Linked DNA regions of Mus musculus: region 2 is linked to region 1. A link is a loop called in an ENCODE intact Hi-C map of the cell type or tissue named here. Cell type or tissue: left cerebral cortex. All regions are shown on one strand. Each heading gives the region's core, and the rest is flanking DNA. Links, peaks and the distances in the headings are about the cores only. Region 1 overlaps Cse1l (chromosome segregation 1-like (S. cerevisiae)). Region 2 holds the start of Ddx27 (DEAD box helicase 27).

Region 1 (2,911 bases), core at 105-2,604:
ACAACCAACATAGGCACGCATAAGAATTGCGTGGAAGAGAAATCATTTGGTAAGCTGTCCATAACAAAATTGCTTGGCCTGTGACCACATGAAGGTCCAGGTTAAAAACAACAAATACAGTTCCTTTTAGCAGAAAGCACAGTCAATGACGGCTGCTCTAATCCTAACCCTTCCACAGGACTTGTCAGTAGGAAGCCCTTAACTCAGTCTGGGATGCCTGGCAAGCTCCAGATCTGCCCGAAGGACTGTTTTGCTTAGACTCTTAAAAAAAGAAAACAATAAAAACCACCATTCTGAGTTTAAATGATTTAAAAATTAGTATTTTTATGGAGTCCAGATGGGGAAAGTAGATTTAAAGAAATTCTTCATTTCATCAAAGTTTCAGAAAGCACCAAATCCTGTCCTGAAGACACTTTTAGATACACATTTTGGGTTTTTATTGCTGATTACAGACTTTAACTACGAAATGTGCATTGCAAGTCAACAAGACTTTTTCATATGTCCAATAAAAGTTTAAAGAAACAGACAAAATCCACAAAGGACAAGAGAAATACAAGCTTCAAAACAATAGAAATTAAGTCTCCACAGTCAAGGCCTGCCAAAAATTTGAAATAACCCAAACCGTGCAAATGTTCAACAGAGACCATGGCCATACATGGGATTGTAAATACTTGTCCCATTAAGGACAAAGTAGACAAGTTATCAGTTATATTGATGATCAAGACAAACAACCTCATTGGCTTACAGCAATATTTTCTGTCCTCTGTAAGAGTTTGTGACAAGTTCAAGAGGTTGGAAACCTGTGTTGCTTCAGCAGGGCCGTGCTCAGAAGTCCACATGGTTCTAAGAAACCATCCTCAGCCGCTGCATGGTCAGGAAGATGGAGTTCACAACAGGGTCACACTGGCTGCCTGCAGGTAACCTTGGAGATACTGCAAGGCTTCTGCATTGAGGCTGGTGCTCACCATCGAGGGAACCTACAGGAGAGTGAAACCACATGGTGTAGGAGGCTCTTATGTACAAATGCAAACTGGGGCCTAAATGAAACGCTGCCACCATGTGGGGAAAAGGCAGCCAGTCACTGTCCACTGGAGAGCCAAATAATCTAACTTATTTCAGACATTCAAAACAGCTAGGCATTCACCACAGCAGCCGAGCAAAGATACTTGTGGTGTGGTCATAGGAGTACTGAGTACTGAGCACCAAGCCTAACTAAGTTTGCTTCCCAGGACCCACTCCTTGGAAGATGAAAAGTGACAAGTAGCTCTGTGACCTTTACACATCTCAAAAAATAAAGGTAGATAGATGCCCCCCCCTGGGGGGGGGGATCAAAGATCTCGCACACGTGCATGCACATGCGTGCGTGCACACACATACACACACTCTCTCTCTCTCACAGTAGATCCATAAGGAACTTCTTTTGTACTGTGGTTGATAAAAGGACTTTGTGTTTTTAGTTTATGGACATAATCTTGTTAGGTATCCCAGGTTAGCCTCAAACTCACAGCTACCTATGCATCTGATCTGGGACTGTAAGGATTCAGCCACTATACATTTGGCAAAAGAAAAACTTTTGCTTTTCAAAGACTAAGTACTTAGGCATACTTATCCTAATAACCCTTGCTACAGAAAATAATAAAACATGGTTAATTATTTTAACTAAGTGTACCAGGGTTGGTTGTCCCTATGTGTGAAAAATAAAACCCATAGTTTCAGATAGTATATCTGAAAGACTAGCTAAATGCAATTAAAGGTCCAGTCTTTGATTAAAGACATACTATTTAATTTTTGAGTATGTTACCATTCTGTTTTCTTTCTTTTTTTTCTCCAAAATTTTTTTTCTCGGATATTTTCTTTAGACAGGGTTTCTCTGTACTGTATAGTGCTAGCCATCCTGGAACTCTGTAGACCAAGTTACCCTTCTCAGTACTGGCATTAAAGGCTTGTGCCAACCACCATCCAGCATACTTATTAAAAAAATAAAGCACTCCCTAAGCTCAACTGGAGAGAGCAGGGTAAGACCTCATCTTCTTACTTCCCAGTCAGAGTCCCACAGCACCACGGATACTTACCCTTCCAGGACAAGCAGTTGACAGTTTGTGAAGTGACTGTGCCAGATGGATTTTGGGGTTGTTTACCATCTGACCTACAGGATCATGTTCCTTTTTACCAGCAAATGCCAGCTGTGAGAAGGCAGTCTGGTATCCTGGTGTATCTTCTATGTCAATGAAATGCTCTTCATCAGGAATGCTGTCATCTTCAGGTAATTCAAACAGGCCAATGAGAGATTGTAACAAAGGAGTCCTGGATTGGACAGTGCAGACAAAACCAAAGCAAATTTACTTTTAAGAGCCAGGCATGGAGGCTTATGCCTGAAATCTCAGCTCTCAGGAAGTAGAGACATGTAGACTGCTGTGAGTTCCCCAATGCTACTCAGTAAAATACAATGTTAGGGTTCTGCGTTACTGAATAAAATGCTTGCCACACAAGGTTAACAGCTAGAGTCAGTTTCCTAGAATCCATAAAGGAATCACCAAGCTCCAGATTCAGCGAGAGACCAAGCCTCAAGAAAAGTGAAGTGTGACTGGAAGACAGACACCCCAGAGGTCCACTCATGACAAGCATACCCCCACACACATGCTAATACACATGTGAACATAAACATGTATACATACATAAAGACAAGACCAAAACAAAAAGCCCTAAGAGACAAATCGTGCACAGCGGCCACACCTGTGTCACAGAGACAAATCCTGCACAGCGGCCACACCTGTGTCACAGGGTTACTTGGAAGAAGCAAAAATCTTATTAGACTCAGAGGCTCTCAGAGGAGGTGAATGTATGGAAATTTATTTGTAATTTCTAGGAGAGATATATCCTCTTCAAAATAAGAGTAAAGGCTGTGCAGTGG
Region 2 (2,911 bases), core at 300-2,799, 70 kb before region 1:
AGGTGGAGAACTACTGAGGGAAGCCTTCCAGGCAGAGAGCAGAAGTGTGAAGAGAAGCTGGGCACACCTTTAATCCCAGCACTCAGGAGGCAGAGGCAGGCAGATCTGAGTTCGAAGTCTACCGAGGTAGGTCCAGGACAGCCAGGGCTATAGAGAGAAAGCCTGGGGGAGTGGGCTGGGTAGAGATGTGAAAGGCTCTGAGCAGAAAAAGAACACAAGTTTCTAAGACATGAAATGGAATGGTATGTCGGTGTTGCCAGGACAAGGAAGGCTGCTGAGGGTCAAATGGCAGAAAAGACAACAGAGCCTGGCCTGACTCTGAAAGCCACAAAAACTTAGCTGCATGGCTGGAACCACTCAGACCACTGAGACCACTCAGCTACTTGGTAAGGAGACCACCAAGCTGGAAACTGAAGTATGTGAGGGGCACAGGTTTGCAGGTGTGCGGGTGGGACTTGCAAAGACCGGAGTGTGGATGGACAGAGGGATAGAAGCCTTGGACAGACGCCTAAACTGACCAGCAGAGCTCCAAACGACCTCCCAGCAACATCCTTAAAGACTGGAGCCTTAGACATCAGCTTTCTCGGAATCGGACTGCAGAGGGCCTGGGCCATCCTTAGTGTCGTGTGAGGCTGGCTGACGCCGGTGTGAGGCACTGAGAGTTTGGGTTTGGGTCTTTTTCTCTCGCCACTCACCCTGGAGCCACTTTCTCAGGGCTACATCCCCACCGCCTAGCATCACTAGAACCCCCTTGGGAGGCTTGATGGATAGGTGGGAGCATGTGTCCCCGACTGGGCAGGAAGCAAGACTGACTTCGCCTGCGAAGTTCGACTCCGCACAGCTTGGTGACACGGCCTGCATGGGGACACCTGAGCACGCTGAGGAGGGCCTGGGGCCCGCAGCTGGTTCCCGGCCGCTCCCGCCCACGGCCCCTTCTCCCGCCGGCTCCTACCTCCTCCTCCTCGTCTCCGGAGTCCGACTCGGGCTCAACCGGCACCTCGTCATTCTCGCCGATGGTCCGGATGAAGCCGAGCTCCGCCAGCATGCTGAAGAAGCAGCCACTTCCGGACGTAGCGAGTGCGGCGCGCCGACACGACCCGCCTTTTCCGCGACCCGCTCGGCGTCGCGCGCATGTGCTTCACGTCACTTCCGCTCGGGGGCGGCACTTTGAGACTTCGCGGGCCTGCGTGGTTTCCAATAATAAAATCAAATGGGTGGGGCGTTGTTTAGATTAGAAAACTACTTTGTTTTGGGAAAGAAATAGAAGTCTGAGAGTGTGTAAAGGTGAGGGAAAAATTAGAAGTATGTGTACATTTGGGAACTTAACAACAAAATGGTAGTCAGGGCTGCCATCTGGCTCAGCATGGCAAAGGCCACACTACTCCTGAGTGCGATCCCGGTACCTACAAGGGGAAAGAAGAGCTCGGAATCCAGAGTTGTCCTCTGATCTTCACACCCTTTTCAAGTGAACACGCCCCTCTGTATACACAATTATAATAATTAACAGGGGGCTGGATTCCTGGAGGGCTGGTTTAGTGGCTAAGAGCACTGGTTGCTCCTGCAGAAGACCCAGGTTTGATTCCTAGCACCCACAAGGTGGCTCACAGCTGTCTGTAACTCCGTATCTGACCTCTGCGGCCACTGGGAACATCTGGTGCACAGACATGTATGCAGGCATGATGCAGGCACATAAAAGTTTAAATAATAGATAATATTTTAAGGATGGTCGAATTGTAAGTTCTATTTTCTTTTCTTTTTTTTTTTTTAAAGATTTATTTATTATTATATGTAAGTACACTGTAGCTGTCTTCAGACCCACCAGAAGAGGGAGTCAGATCTTGTTACGGATGGTTGTGAGCCACCATGTGGTTGATGGGATTTGAACTCTGGACCTTTTGGTCTGTATCCCTTCTTTTCCACTGCCTCTGGTGAGTAGTAGACTACAAGAGAGGTTAAAGCATTTATGAACCATTATTAAAAGTACGGGTATGGGCTGGTGAGATGGCTCAGTGGGTAAGAGCACCCGACTGTTCTTCCGAAGGTCCAGAGTTCAAATCCCAGCAACCACATGGTGGCTCACAACCATCCGTAACAAAATCTGACTCCCTCTTCTGGAGTGTCTGAAGACAGCGACAGTGTACTTATATATAATAAATAAATAAATAAATAAAATCTTAAAAAAAAAAAAAAAAAAACATTAAAAGTACGGGTACTTGGGAGGCAGAGGCAGGCAGATTTCTGAGTTTGAGACCAGTCTGGTATACAAAGTGAGTTCTGGGACAGCCAGGGCTATATAGAGAAATCCTGTCTCAGAAAAAAAAAAAAAAAAAAAAAGCCAGGCATGGTGACACATGCCTTTAATCCCAGCACTTGGGAGGCAGAGGCAGGCAGATTTCTGAGTTCAAGCCAGCCTGGTCTACAAAGTGAGTTCCAGGACAGCCAGGGCTATACAGAGAAACCCTGTCTCAAAAAACCAAACCAGAGAAAAAAAAGAGAAAGAAAGAAAACAAAACAAAACAAAAAATACGGTCGAGAAAAAAAAATTAAAGCTACAACTGTGTCTGCATGCACACAGCTCTCCACCATGAAGACAATGAACAAAAGCGCTGAAATTGTAAGAACAGCCTAATTAAACGCTTTGTCATGGTGTCCCTTCACAGTAATAAAACAGTGACCAAGGACTCAGCGGTTAAGAGCACCAACTGCTCTTTCAAAAGTCCTAAGTTCAATTCCGAGCAATCATATGGTGGCTCACAACCATGAGTAATGAGATCTGACGCCCTCTTCTGGTGTGTGTGAAGAAAGCAATGGTGTACTCGTAACACAAAATAAATAAATCTTAAAAAAATAAAAAGCTGGGCATTGGTTGCACACGCCTTTAATCCCAGCACTTGGGAGGCAGAGGCAGGTG

Evidence for each region. Hi-C counts contacts between places; a loop is a spot of excess contacts. Peaks named below come from ENCODE experiments on the same cell type or tissue, not always from the same donor. Only the 100,000 strongest peaks of a DNase experiment are listed, where the experiment ranks them.
Region 2: it touches region 1 in a loop (2.3-fold over the local background); 30 of 42 quality-filtered maps call a loop at or near these places.

The regions. Positions count from the first base shown.
Region 1 is chr2:166,943,770-166,946,680 of GRCm38, reverse strand. Cse1l (chromosome segregation 1-like (S. cerevisiae)) reads right to left here. Exons shown (of 25, transcript NM_023565.3): 24 at 2,073-2,304; 25 at 292-977. The coding sequence ends at 888. Among named protein-coding and RNA genes, the nearest start is that of Gm31204, 38 kb to the right of the region's middle. In left cerebral cortex, for the core only: a CTCF peak has its summit at 1,065 (motif pointing left); a DNase peak (open chromatin) is centred at 1,018.
Region 2 is chr2:167,013,468-167,016,378 of GRCm38, reverse strand. Ddx27 (DEAD box helicase 27) reads right to left here and starts at 1,066. Exons shown (of 21, transcript NM_153065.3): 1 at 953-1,066. The coding sequence starts at 1,045. In left cerebral cortex, for the core only: CTCF peaks have their summits at 1,195, 1,817 (motif pointing right) and 2,792 (motif pointing left); a DNase peak (open chromatin) is centred at 1,125; H3K4me3 peaks cover 1,430 bases; H3K27ac peaks cover 985 bases.